2 separate regions of the Homo sapiens genome follow, and region 2 is linked to region 1. Evidence: chromatin contacts called from ENCODE Hi-C or POLR2A ChIA-PET data. All regions are on one chromosome and are shown on one strand. The core of a region is the stretch at or near the end of the contact, and the rest is flanking DNA. Distances in the headings are between cores, read along the strand shown.

Region 1 (6,830 bases), core at 2,965-5,464:
CTTGGTTTGGTTGGAAAAACTTTCATAGAGCAGTTTGCATTTCTTGAAGTCAAATCTAAAAGAGAGAAAAGAAAGCAAGCAAGATGTGAAACACAACTCTTCCATTTTACAAAAGTATATAAGTTCGAGATAACGAGCAAAATCAAAAATATATCTAAGTCCCATAAGGAGAATAACTTTCATTCTGAGTTTTCTTGTTGATTCTGTTAATAGACTCCTCAAAATGGAGTTAGTGTCACTGTGCCTTGGATCTTACTTTTCCAGTTCCAAAGAGATGATCTTGTTCATAGGAACGGCATGAGAAGTAACAATACCACATGTTTAACATATTCTGAATCCGTTATCATTCCCATGACCCATCAGAAGTCTAAGAAGGCTGTATATCCCCAAAGGATGTCAAGGGTCCCTCTGGGCCTTCATCTGTCAGCTTCTAGCTTGCCTGGATGTTTCACTCTCCAGGGTCTGTCCAACTGTTTATGTGAAACTGCTGTAGTGTACTGGGAACAAATAATACTCTTCACATGGAGAATAATTCAACTAATCTACCAACAGGAAATGCATTTGGAACCATCGTTTTTTCATAACCGAGAAAGCTGCAATGAGGAATTCATAATTACTCGGTACCATTATGACAATACATACAGAATTATTCCATATTGAGAAAAACTAAGGGCACAGCCAATCATCACAGAAAATCGCTGGGTGACGTGGCTCATGCCTGTAGTCCCAGCTACTCGGTGGGGCTGAGGTGGGAGGATCACTTGAGCCAGGGATGTGGAGGTTGCAGTGAGCCGAGATGGCACCACTGCAGTCCCGCCTGGGCAACAGAGAGAGATTCTGTCTTAAAAAAAAAAAAAAAAAAAAAAAAAAGGAAAGAATAAAATTGCTAGCTCACAAGACCACCAATGTGGGACCACAGTTTCAGTATGCAACGCTCTCACCAGCTGAGTTAGGTACAGACCGTGGCGGACTTTCAACAGAAAGACTAACTAGAAGACAGAGTGCTTCAGCAGGGAATCACTGGCCTTGAAGTCCTGTTTTCAAATGCCAAACCACTTTCCCAGTCATACGACCTTAAGCTAGTCAGAAACTCTATCTGGAAAAGAGTGATGTACGCCCAGCTTACAGGACTGATAAGAGATCAACATGAAAAGGTTATTAAGTGTGAAATGCACTTTTTAAAGTTCCACACCAGTAATCACGAATTCATACATTTACACTGACTAAGGAAGTGACAGAAATAAGCGAAGGACTAGGTAAGCATATGCCCCATTTCAAGGGAGCAATTGCTACTCCGCTTCCAGATGCTTCCAAGTGAGAACATGGACCTAGTATTGCCAAAGCTTCCAGTTTTTCAAAAGAAGCTAAATACAAACCTTTTATATAAAATCCTGCAACTTTTTGGGGCGGGAGGGACCAGGTTTCAGCTGTCACCTAGGCTGGAGTGCAGTGGTGTGATCATGGCTCACTGCAGCCTCAATCTCCTGGTTCAAGTGATTCTCTCACCTTAACGCCTTGAGTAGCTGGGACTACAGGCATGCACCACCATGCGCAGCTAGTTTTTTAATTTTTTGTAGAGACAGGGTCTCTCACTATGTTGCCCAGGCCAGTCTGGAATTCCTGGCCTCAAGCAATCCTCCTTCCTTGGCTTCCTAAAGTGCTGGGACTACAGGCCTGAGCCACTGCGCCTAGCCCCTAACTTTGAAAATGTTGGCCAGCAAGGCATCAATGCTGCACATCAAGTGGTTCTGCATCTCCCACCCCGTAACTACTCAGACACACAGCAAGACAGGACTTTCTGACTCCATCACCCTGTGTGGGACCATATTTTAGTTCCACAAAGTCTGCCAGAGCATTTAGTTGCCATTCAACACCATTCAGAGCTCATTTTTCCCGCTGGCACATCAAAACACTAGCTGCTCTGTCACCCTAAGCGACTACAACAAGCAGAGCAGCCCAGACCCACAATGGTCACAGAGTATGAGGGAGAAAAAGATCTTCACTGTTTTAAGTCACTGATACTTTGGGGTTGTCTGTTACTACAGCATAACCTAACCTATGTTGACTGATAGAGCATGAATCTAAACTTTTCAAAAGCACTGTGTAGATCAACCAAAAGACACTCTGCAGACAACATTCCATCTGTGGGCCACCACTCTGCAACCTCTGCTCTGTGTCAATGCAAAACATGTGTATTATTTGGATACTGTTACTAACAGTATAATAATATAATCAAAGGCATACCTGGCTAGGGACCCAGCACCTTCTTTTCTTTTTGGATCTTTAAGCTCCAGACTTACATTCACCATATCAATGAGGAAGCACATACAGGTGTACACTTCTCCACTCAGGACAGTCTACAAAAGGAAAATGCTCGTCAATCCACAGCTGATGATGCCATCCTAAAAACAGGCTCATACGCCAAGAAATCTAATTTGCTTGTTGCTCCACCTTCTTTCTCCAAGTGAGTTTGAGGAATAGATACACAGGGTGACCGTCAGCTGAGACTATGAGAGTGACAGAAGAACATAAGGTCTCACTCACATGAATTCTTGGATCTTGTAAATCATAAGGCCGCATAAATTCCTCTATGGGTTCTCCCAGGTTGTTCTCTAATAAGCCGCGGATCAGCTTGTATTTATACAGATCCAGAGAGCAGTGGACTGAGGAGAGATTGCCATGGATAGATATGTCTGGCACAGTATGACTTATTTCTCTATGAAAAAGAAAAAAGATCACTTACACAGACAAGTCACTAACTTAACACTGACATAGCTCACGCCCAAACAACGGGGCTAAAATGTACTCACCTACATTATCAAGTAGGTAATTCCTACTTCCAATGACAAAAATTTCATGTAGCTCCAAATGAAGCAAGTTAATATGACTGTCATGCTTCAACTACAAAAAGCCCCTTTTCTCCCAAAATTTACATTTAGAAAATCCTCAAACCAGGCCAGGTGTGGTGGCTCACACCTATAATCCCAGCACTTTGGGAGGCTGAGGTGGGAGGATCACTTGAGCCCAGGAGTTCGAGACCAGCCTGGACAACATAGTGAAACCCCATCTCTACAAAAAATGCAAAAATTAACTGGGCATGGTGGTGTGCACTTGTGGTCCCAGCTACTCAGGAGGCTGAGGTGGGGGTTCACTTGAGCCCAGGAAGTCAAGGGTGCAGTAAGCTGTGATCGTGCCACTGTATTCCAGCCTGTGTGACAGAGTGAGACCCTGTGGGAGGGAGAGAGGGAGAGAGGGAGGGAAGGAGGGAAGGAGGGAAGGAGGGAAGGAGGGAAGGAGGGAAGGAGGGAAGGAAGGAAGGAGGGAAGGAGGGAAGGAAGGAAGGAGGGAAGGAGGGAGGGAGGGAGGGAGGGAGGGAAGGAAGGAAGGAAGGAAGGAAGGAGCAAGAAATGGAGGGAGGGAAATCCTTAAACCTAGTATGAGGTAACTAATCTATTAATAAGGAAAACCTCATGAGACTCACAAAGAGCTTAAATATTACACTTGGGAAAGCAATAAAGAAAAGATGCCAAGATCTTTATTTAACTCTTTGGATTTAGTGGTAACTAAAGGCAAACACCAGTGTTTCATACTGAGCCCAGATGGGACATGAGGATAAACTCTGAATAGGTTCGTCATCTCAGCTGGGATGGACAGAAGTAAAGTTGAAGAGGGGGAGGGGCACACATCTGTACCTCATCTCAATACTAAAAAGCTTTCTCTAACCTCCCATGGGTGAACTGGGCATTGTGAATCCTACAGACACTATGCTCTAAGTATAGAGAGGGCTAGTGTTTGAAATGGCAGAGGTATATAAGAAAAGTTATTTTGTCTGCAGAGAAAAGCCGACATACAACAGAGTTTTAAAAGACAATGATGCAATAACAAAGAAAAACAGAGACGGCTGACCAAGTGCCATCTCGGGTTGCTGTGTGTGCAGTGTGAGACTGACAGGACACCTTGCATTCAGCATCACCTTCTATCAGGCCTAACAGAATACAATTATCTGCACAGAAACACTGATGGGAGTGGGGAAAGTTTAGATAAGCTGAATAGGAAAGCTTTTTTTTTGTTTTTTGGAAAGCATTGCTTGAAAAGAAAACAAAGTGTTCAATTTCTAAATAACGAAGCTCCTCTTAAGACTGCTTAGCCAGTAAAACCAAATATAGCCCATGCCAACCATAACTGAACACCAGCCAGGGAGCACTTGAATAACACGTAAGACTGAAACACAAACATCCCAGTGAGAACAGCTAAGTTGTATCATTAATCCAGAAAGAAACTAAAAAAGTGACATTAAATGACTTGCCCAAACCAAGAACTGTGAAGGGAGTGGCCAAAAAGAGATTCAAATCATGCTCTATACAAATAATAAACCTGTTTTTCTTTCTTTCTTTTTTTTTTTTTTTTTGAGACTGAGTCTTGCTCTGTCACCCAGGCTGAAGTGCAGCGGCTCAATCTAGGCTCACTGCAACCTCCACCTCCCTGGTATAATCAATTCTCCTGCCTCAGCCTTCCCGGTAGCTGGGATTACAGGCACACGCCACCATGCCTGGCTAATTTTTGTATTTTTTTTTTAGTAGAGACGGGGTTTCACCATGTTGGCCAGGCTGGTCTTGAACTCCTGAACTTGTGATCTGCCGCCTCGACCTCCCAAAGTGCTGGGATTACAGGCATGAGCCACCATGTCCATATGCCAAGGCGGGCATGCCAAGGCAGGTGGATCACGAGGTCAAGAGATCGAGACCATCCTGGCCAACATGGTGAAACCCCATCTCTACTAAAAACACAAAAATTAGCTGGGTGTGGTGGCATGCGCCTGTAATCTCAGCTACTTGGGAGGCTGAGGAAGGAGAATCGCTTGAACCCGGGAGGTGGAGGTTGCAGTGAGCTGAGATCTCGCCACTATACTCCAGCCTGGTGACAGAGTGAGACTCCATCTCAAAAAAAAAAAAAAAAAGAAAAAAAAGATCAAATCAAACATTAAATTAGAATCATGTGCTTAACTACCTGTATCCCTCAACAAAACATAAGTTCCTTCAAAGGAATTAGTTTTCTCTTTCATCACAGTAGCCCTCATGTTCAGCACATAGTAGGGACTCAATAAACATTTGTTAAATAGACGAAGAAATAAGTGAATAACTAGTTCTTCCAAACTTATCTTAATAGCACTGATTTCCACGTTAAGATTCTACTTATCATAGACAGTTATTCAGATATAAAACATTGGCTGGGCATGGTGGCTCACGCCTGTAATCCCAGCACTTTGGGAGGCTGAGGCAGGCAGAACACCTGAGGTCAGGAGTTCAAGACCACAACATGGTAAAACCCCATCTCTACTAAAAATACAAAAATTAGCCGGGCATGGTAGCATGTGCCTGTAATCCCAGCTACTTGGGAGGCTGAGGCTGAGGAGAATCACTTGAACCTCAGAGGTGGAGGTTGCAGTGAGCCAAGATTGCGCCACTGCACTCCACCCTGCCTGGTGAACAGAGCGAGACTCCATCTCAAAAAAAAAAAAAAACACTCACTTGTCCAAATTCCTTTCCACCTGCAATTTCAGCCTACAAGGCTCGGTTAAGAGGCTTCCTCCTGTCTGTCGCACAAAATAGGAAGGGAAGATCAGATCTCCACTACTATCCTCTGGTGCCTTCGAGTATTCTCTCGGATGTCTCTCTGCAGCAAAGATGTCCATGTCCTGGAGATCCACGACAACGCAATCCAGCAGGCAGACATGGTCTTCTACAAGGACCCAAGGAAAGAGAGGTAATGAAGAAAAGGGGACCCAAAAAGGGGTTGCACTAAACAAATAAAAAATGCAAAGCTCATTCTGTCTTTGAAAATGTTTACAGCTGCCTGCTTCCCCACACTGTCCACTACTCAGAAAACTGGCTGTCCAGGAGTCTCCACTATGGCAGCCAGACCTCCTTATGCAAAGCTCCATGTGCTCGACACACCCTGCCCACCCGCCTCCACTCCAAGCACAGACCGCGTCACAGTTCTACGGTGTCTCATGCCCATGCTGTGACAACAACTGAGGCTGGGGGATTGATGACGAAATCTGACTCCATAGGCAATCCCTCCCCACGCACAATGCTACCAAAAGGTTTACAAACTTTCTCCAGCACTAAAATTATTTTTTCAAACAAATACTGCCACATGTAACCACGTCCATTTCCACTGACCAGATCCAAACCACCTTCATTCTTGCCTAGACCAAAAAGAACTCTCCTCCATTAGGCCTACATAATTCCATTCTAGCCCTCACAAAACCACTCTCCCCACCAAATACCTGAGTAATCCTTAAAAAAATAAACAGTCCATAACATTCACTTATTTTATACACTTACTGGCTACGGTTAATCCAAAATTCTTTCTGTAAGCCGGGAGCGGTGGCTCACACCTGTAATCCCAGCACTTTGGGAGGCTGAGGCAGGTGGATCACCTGAGGTCAGGAGTTCAAGACCAGCCTGGCCAACATGGTGAAACCAGTCTCTACTAAAAATATAAAAATTAGCCAGGGGTGGTGTTGGGCGCCCAAATCCAAGCTACTCAGGAGGCTGAGGCAGGAGAATGGCTTGAACTCGGGAGGCAGAGGTTGCAGTGAGCCAAGATCACGCCACTGCACTCCAGCCTGGGCAGAACAAGACTCCATCTCAAAACAAAAAAGAAACAAAATTATTTCTGTAAAACTCCCCCAAATCCCTACAAGGCCCTGCACAAGCCCACTGCCTTCTTTCCCAAGCTCATTTCAAGCCATTCTCTCTCCTGCTCACTAGGCCTCAGGCTTACTGTCCTTTGTTACCCCCAAAATGCCAAGCTCTTTGCTGCCT
Region 2 (7,465 bases), core at 1,337-3,836, 220 kb before region 1:
TGGGTCTTGCATTCTTGCGGCGGCAGCTCCCCCGTCTTCTCACAGCTCCTGGCTCCCTCCTGTCATCCAGATGTGTGTTCCACGGAGCTCTAAAATTAAACAGATGCATCTGATAGCGACCTGCCCTTCACCCAGCAAGACACTCCCGAAGCACCAAAGCCCGTAGGTGGGCATCATCATGGTGGCCATTTGGGCCATGGTTGGAGATCCTGGAGGGCCTGGAGCAGAGGGGCCTTCCCTTCCCACAGGGCTCCGACCAAACCCGCGTCCCCTGGCATGGCTGGTTCAGTTCCAACCCTTGTGCCCTTTGAGATCACCTCCAGCCCGCGCTGGAAAGTCCACTCACCCGCCCTCCTGAGGAGCTCATGCGTATCCCAGGCTGCCACAGATGGTGACGCTGGGGAAGAAAGGCAGGTCATGGGCTTGGGCCACAGCTGCTTCTCGTGGACTGGACGGAGCAGGTGACGTGTCGGCCAGGAAGGAGGAAGGAGGCCCTCTCGGCCACGGACAGGCTCCAGGCTCCTCACATCAGGACCCAGGCCCTGCCCTCCCCGAGGGCCCAGGATCCAGACGCTTCCAAAAGTGCTCTCCTTGCATTTCCTGACCCGCCTCTACCGTGCTGTCCAATCTGACAGCCACCAGCTACAGCGGCGATGGAGGCGATGGAAATGCGCCTATTTGGAGTTGAGCTGTTCTGTAAGTGTGAAACAGGCACCACATTTCAAAGATTTAGTGCAAAATCACAACATAAAGCATCTCATTAACAATGTTTTCTAATGATTATACATTACATGATAATGTCTTGGACATATTGTCTTTAATTATTAAAATTAACTTTCCATTTCTTTTTCCTTCTTAAAAAATGGGTCACCTAGAAAATTTTATTTTTATTTCTTTTTATATTTATTTATTTATTTATTTATTATTTTTTGAGATGGAGTTTCACTCTGTCACCCAGGCTAGAGTGCAATGGCGCAATCTCGGCTCACTGCAACCTCCGCCTCCCAGGTTCAAGCAATTCTCCTGCCTCAGCCTCCCGAGTAGCTGGGATTACAGGTGTGTGCCACCACACCTGACTAATTTTTCTATTTTTAGTAGAGACGGGGTTTCACCATGTTGGTGAGGCTGGTCTCAAACTCCTGACCTCATGATCTGCCAGCCTCAGCCTCCCAAAGTGCTGGGGTTACAGGCGTGAGCCACCATGCCCAGCCTATTTATTTTTATTTTTTAGTGACAGGGTCTTGCTCTGTTGCCGAGGCTGGAGTGCAGTGGTTCGATCTCAGCTCACTGCAGCCTCTACCTCCTGGGCTCAAGAAGCCTCAGCCTCCCTAGTAGCTGGGACTACAGACATGTGCCACGATGCCCAGCTCATTTTTTTTTTTTAATTTTTAAAATAGAGACAAGTTCTCACTATGTTTCCCCAGCTGGTCTTGAACTCCTGAGCTCAAGCAATCCTCCCGCCTCAGCCTCCCAAAGTACTGGGATTATAGGTGTCAGCCACTGCTCCCAGCCTAGACAATTTTAAATTACATGTGTGACTTGCATTGTTTCTTTGTTTTTCTTTTTGGATACAGAGTCTTGCTCTGTTGCCCCGGCTGGAGTGCAGTGGCACCATCTCACTCACTGCAACGTCCTGGGATTACAGGCATGCATCGCCATGCCCAGCTCATTTTTATATTTTTAGTAAAGATAGAGATGGTGTTTCGCCATGTTGGCCAGGCTGATCTCAAACTCCTGGCCTCAAGGGATCCGCCTGCCTCGGCCTCCCAAAGTGCTGGGATTCCAGGAGCCCGGGTGACTTGCATTATTTCTATGGGACAGCGCTGGTCCACTTGGTAACGGTGGAAGCCATATTTCTCAGAATCCACTTCCTGTAGGTCTCAGGGCAGAGTTGTCAAGAGGGAAGGCACCCGTGATTTGAGAGGCAAAGGTGAGGCTGGCCTTGCTGACCAACACTGACCCCAGGCCGACCCCAGGCCCACCCCAGACCCACCCCAGACCCTTTGCTGCAAACTCACAGAAGACACCTCCCAAAGACGCCCACCCCAGCCCCCTCGGCAGTCCTCCTTGCCCTCCACCCCCGCCACAGCTGGGTGAGGCCTGACTCCTAGAATACATCCTTTATTCCACGACAGACCTCATGGTTCTGGCTCCCTGTTGAACCCCGTCTGATCCCCACCTCTCCTGGGCCTCTGGAGGCCGCATCCAACACAGCTGAGAAGGTGAAGGTTAAGGTCTCAAAATACAGCCGGCCGCAGCTCAACAGCAAGAGGCCTCCTGCCCAGGCCTCTAGGGTTCCATTTCCTCTCCTTCTGCCCACCACCCCTGGCTATTCTCTCTCCCCTTCACTACCCACTTCCCCTCCTCTCCTCCCTGTCTGCTGGCTCCTTCCTTCCAGTCCACAAGCAGCTCAACTCCCTGCTGCTTTTAAAACACCAACATGGCAAAAACCAAAACCACCCTCCCTCCCACAGTCAAATTTTAAAGATACATCTACACTCCCTTCTTCACCTTTGGATCCTATTTCAACACCAGGGACTGGCTTCTGGCCCACATCCCAGAGCCGCCAGGGACAAGGCCACCAGTGGCCTCATTTCCCAATCCCCGGCCTCTTTTCAGTCTTGCTCCACATGACCTCAGAGCAGAGGTGGTCACTAGTCCCTCCTCCTCTGCCCTTTTCCCCATGACACCCCCTTTGTCATCCCCATCACTGACCCTTCCTGGATCCTCCTCCCCTGGCAGTTCTTACGTTGACATTTCCCAGGGTGCTGGCCTTAGACCCCTCATTTTATGCCCCCTCTGGGTAAGGCATTCACGCCAGGACTTATTTAAACTACTGTCTCCCCCGTCTCTACTAAAAACACAAAAATTAGCCAGGCGTGGTGGCACATTTCTGTAGTCGCAGCTACTCAGGAGGCTGAGGCAGGAGAATCGCTTGAACCTGGGAGGCAGAAGTTGCAGTGAGCTGAGATCGCAGCACTGCACTCCAGACTGGGCAGCAGAGTGAGACTCTGTCTCCAAAAAATAAACAAACAAACAAACTAACAAACTACTGTCTCCAAAAGAATGACTCCCCCATCTCTACCTTTCTAATGCTGCTAACTGGATGCTCTGCAGGGCCCCATGTTCAATGTGTCCAAAGTGAAACCCGTCACCTAAGATGGCCTCCCAGTTCTCTTTTTTTTTTTTTTTGAGATGGAGTCTCATTCTGTTGCCCAGGCTGGAGTGCAGTGGCGCGATCACGGCTCACTGCAACCTCTGCCTCCCAGGTTCAAGTGATTCTCTTGCTCAGCCTCCTGAGTAGCTGGGACTACAGGCGCCTGCCACCATGTCCAGCTAATTTTTTGTATTTTTAGTAGAGACGGGGTTTCACCGTGTTAGCCAGGATGGTCTTGGTCTCCTGACCTTGTGATCCACCTGCCTCGGCCTCCCAAAGTGCTGGGATTACAGGCGTGAGCCACCGTGCCCGGCTATCTCCCAGTTCTCTATCTCAGGGAGCAGCCAAGGCCGGAGGCACCTTTACTCATTTAGGTCACTGGCTTCCTGTTCTCAAAGAGAAAATCTCTCTCTGCTCACTCCCATTCATGCCTCTTCACACCACTAACTCTTTTTTTAAAGCTTAGCTTGGCCATTACCCTCCTTTCACTCTGCATGATTCTGAGCTCCTCTAGGTGGCTTTGTGTGTCAGCAGTTTGTGGGTTTTCATTGCTGCGTAGTATTCCAACCTTATGGTATACTATAGTTTGTTTATCATAAAATGAATTGGAAAGTGCTTTCTTCTCTAGTGTGGATTTGTGTAGGGTTGATAGTAATTTTTCCTTGAGTGGAATTCACTCAAGTGAAGCCATCTGGGCCTGGATTTTTTGTGTAGGGGAAGGTTTTTAATTAAAAATTTAATTTCGTTAATAGATGTAGGGCTATTCAAATTTCCCGTTTCTCCTATGAAGTTTTGTAATTTGTGCCTTTCAAGAAATGTGTCCATTTTATCTGCATTGTTAGATTTAAAGGCAGGAAGTTATTCATAATATTCCTCTGCTATCCTATAAACATCTAGGATCTGTAACAATGTTTCTCCTTTTCTCCCCAGTGTGGAATATTTTGGGGAGATTGTGGGGGGGACGGAGAGAACCAAAGCCTAATCCTCCACAGTAGAAAATCAGTAGACCACACCTGCAATTGGAAAAAAAAAATGCAAAAATAGGTGAAAACATGATATTTGGAAAAACAGAGTTAAATACAAGAAGACATTGGAAAAGAAGTCAAAGTAGCTGCCTCTGGGGACAGGATTAGTGTGGCGTGGGACACGGTGGGGCACAGGATTGGAAAACAGTTCATTCCAAGCTCCCATAAAACTCCAGTTCAGGGCTCTTTCATTCTGGATCTCCCCTCACCCACCTGTCCTTCCCTTCCCCAATTCAGGCTGCACTGAAGATGTTTCAGTCCTTTGCGGAACTTCTCTCACCAACTCCATAAGGGGCCTTGGCTTAGTCTGGTGGTCCCAATTGTCAGACCCAACTCCTCTCCCATCTCCAGGGATGACAGACATTGGACATCCGCCAGGACCCTTACCTTGGACCAGTGGTGTGCTTAGTAGGCTGGAAGCCCATAGAACTCTTCTGAGTTTTTTTTTGTTTTTTAACTCTTCCTTTCTCAATATGACAAAACTACTTTCAATGACAAAAACAGCAATTACCTGCCAGGCACGGTGGCTCACGCCTGTAATCCCAGCACTTTGGGAGGCCAAGGCGGGCTAATCACCTGAGGTCGGGAGTTCGAGACCAGCCTGACCAACATGGAGAAACCCTGTCTCTACTAAAAATACAAAATTAGCTGGACGTGGTGGCGCATGCCTGTAATCCCAGCTGCTCGGGAGGCTGAGGCAGGAGAATCGCTTGAACCCAGGAGGCAGAGGTTGCAGTGAGCCGAGATTGTGCCATTGCACTCCAGCCTGGGCAACAAGAGTGAAATTCTATCTCAAAGAAAAAAAAACCCAGCAATTACCTCTGCAGCAACCTAATATCTTCACTAATACTAATGAATGAAACAATAAGAATAAAATAAATGTGGATGGTGAAAATTTTTTATTGAACTTTAAAAATACACAATCACAGTACAAAAGTATGACAGTACAAAAGGGCACAATTACTTACTCTTATTACAGGTTTTTTGTTGGTTTGTTTGCTTTTTTGAGACAGAGTCTTGTTCTGTTGCCCAGGCTGGAGTTCAGCGGCGCGATCTCAGCTCACCGCAACCTCCGCCTCCCGGGTTCAAACAATTCTCCTGCCTCAGTCTCCCAAGTAGCTGGGATTACAGGCGCCTGCCACCACGCCGGGCTAATTTTTGTATCTTTAGTAGAGACGGGGTTTCTCCATGTTGGCCAGGCTGGTCTTCAACTCCTGACTTCAGATGATACGCCCGCCTCGGCCTCCCAAAGTGCTGGGATTACAGGTGTGAGCCACTGCATCCGGCCATTGCTATATATTTTTTATATTTACTTAATGATTTGAATTTTGGTCTTTTGGTGATAGCCCTATATAACAAATGTCTATTTAAATAATTCTCCAGTAACTAATAAGTGGATTTTAAGAAGATCATCAGCAAAAGGTACACTGAAATTGTGGCAATTATAAAATCATACTGCTAACATAACAATTTTCTTTACATTTCATGGATGAACTAAAATTTGCACTTACCAGACAAAAAGATTGCCCTTCCTAGTCTGGATTCTGTTTCACTCTCTAAGGTTTTTTTTTTGAGACAGAGTCTCTCTCTGTCGCCCAGGCTGGAGTGCAGTGGCACGATCTCAGCTCACTGCAACCTCTACCTCCCGAGTTCAAGCGATTTTCCTGCCTCAGCCTACTGAGTAGCTGGGATTACAGGTGCGCACCACCATGCCCAGCTAATTTTTTTGTTTTTTTAGTAGACATGGGTTTTCACCATGTTGGCCAGGCTGGTCTCAAACTCCTGACCTCAGGCGATCCACCTGCCTTGACCGACCTCCCAAAGTGTTGGGATTACAGGCATGAGCTACTGCGCCTGACCTCACTCTTTAAGTTTTAAAACACAAATAAACTGCAAGTGAGGTCGGGTGCAGTGGCTCACACCTGTAATCCCAGCGCTCTGGGAGGCTGAGACAGGCAAATCTCAGCTTGAGGTCAGGAGTTCGAGACCAGCCCGGCCAACATGGTGAAACCTCGTCTCTACTAAAAATACAAACATTAGCTGGATGTGGTGGTGCATGCCTGCAATTTCAACTACATGGGAGGCTGAGGCAGGAGAATGCTTGAACCCGGGAGGTGGAGGTTGCAGTGAGCCGAGATCGCATCATGGCACTCCAGCCTGGCAACAGGAGTGAAATTCCGTCTCAAAAAAAAATAAATAAATAAAATAAAACCGCAAGTGGTCACACAGAATGACAGCATTGAAGCAACTCAAGTCCCATTGCTTTGTCTTAAAATCTGTTTAAATGCAGGAATATGTTGGAACAGGGGGGTTAGGGACTCCACTGTGCCCCGAGCAAGCCTGAACAATTCCAAACCATTAGAACATTCTCTTGAAATGAAGGTGTGTTAGCTGAGTCCACGCTTGGTGGGCAAACCACTGCATAACCGGCAGATCTCAGAATTAATGTCCACGTGGTGTACAAGATTTACTAAAGGAAAAGTACTACAGTGTACTAATTTAAAGCTTGCCTACATATCTACTAAAACTCACTGGAATTTAAACTCACTAAAGATTTTTGAGGGGAGGAGAATTTTATCTCCACCCCAAATCTCCAGATTTTGTTTAGAATTGCCAAGAGCACAGTGATAGTAAAAAGCAGCCGGCTTTTAGTCCTAGTTTTATTATTGTTTTTTAATTGTTTGCAGGCTGGATCTGCACTCTCTCCAGCACGCAGGCTCCTACTCCCACCGACCGCCCTTGTAAGTCACTGTCATGGGCCAAAGTTCCATGGCCACTGTGTCATACTCACGATCTCTCCTTAACCTGCCATTGGTGCTTCATTCTGCCTAACTTTGCTCTGTCTGAAATTCCAACAAAACTTACAGGCAATGTCCTCTACATTGTTGAATACAACATATGTCTTACTTGGCGTTTTAGTGCCATGCAATCCAGTTGACTGTGTCTTCCTTCTCGAAGCACTGTCTTTTTTTTTTTTGAGATGGAGTCTCACTCTGTCACCCAGGCTGGAGTACAGTGGCATGATCTCGGCTCACTGCAAGCTCCACCTTCCGGGTTCACGTCATTCTCCTGCCTCAGCCTCCCGAGTAGCTGGGACTACAGGCACCTGCCACTGCGCCTGGCTAATGTTTTTTTGTATTTTTAGTAGAGACGGGGTTTCACCGTGTTAGCCAGGATGGTCTCGATCTCCTGACCTCGTGTTCTGCCCACCTCGGCCTCCCAAAGTGCTGGGATTACAGGCGTGAGCCACCGCGCCGGGCCGAAGCATTGTCTTCTATTTTGC

Evidence for each region. Hi-C counts contacts between places; a loop is a spot of excess contacts on that map. ChIA-PET counts read pairs that join two places held with the same protein, here RNA polymerase II (POLR2A). Pooled maps may share reads with other maps.
Region 2: a loop to region 1 is called in a map of HepG2, with 2.3 times the contacts of the local background. The contact joins the promoter of LINC02766 here to the enhancer-like site in region 1. A Hi-C loop is called at or near these places in 1 of 168 maps with a recorded cell type or tissue (HepG2), 1 of 37 single-sample maps with no recorded cell type and 2 of 50 pooled maps. POLR2A ChIA-PET finds 5 or more read pairs at or near these places in 2 of 52 experiments (AG04450 and BJ).

What each region holds. Positions count from the first base shown.
Region 1 is chr1:12,307,340-12,314,169 of GRCh38, reverse strand. VPS13D (vacuolar protein sorting 13 homolog D) reads right to left here. Exons shown (of 70, transcript NM_015378.4): 27 at 5,529-5,739; 28 at 2,545-2,716; 29 at 2,245-2,357; 30 at 1-55. Among named protein-coding and RNA genes, the nearest start is that of VPS13D, 81 kb to the right of the region's middle. Within about 2 kb of position 4,214, at least 6 of the 41 ENCODE cell types and tissues checked have a DNase peak (open chromatin) inside an H3K27ac peak, as active enhancers do.
Region 2 is chr1:12,520,674-12,528,138 of GRCh38, reverse strand. LINC02766 (long intergenic non-protein coding RNA 2766) reads right to left here and starts at 2,586. Exons shown (of 3, transcript NR_187319.1): 1 at 2,512-2,586; 2 at 347-694; 3 at 1-89.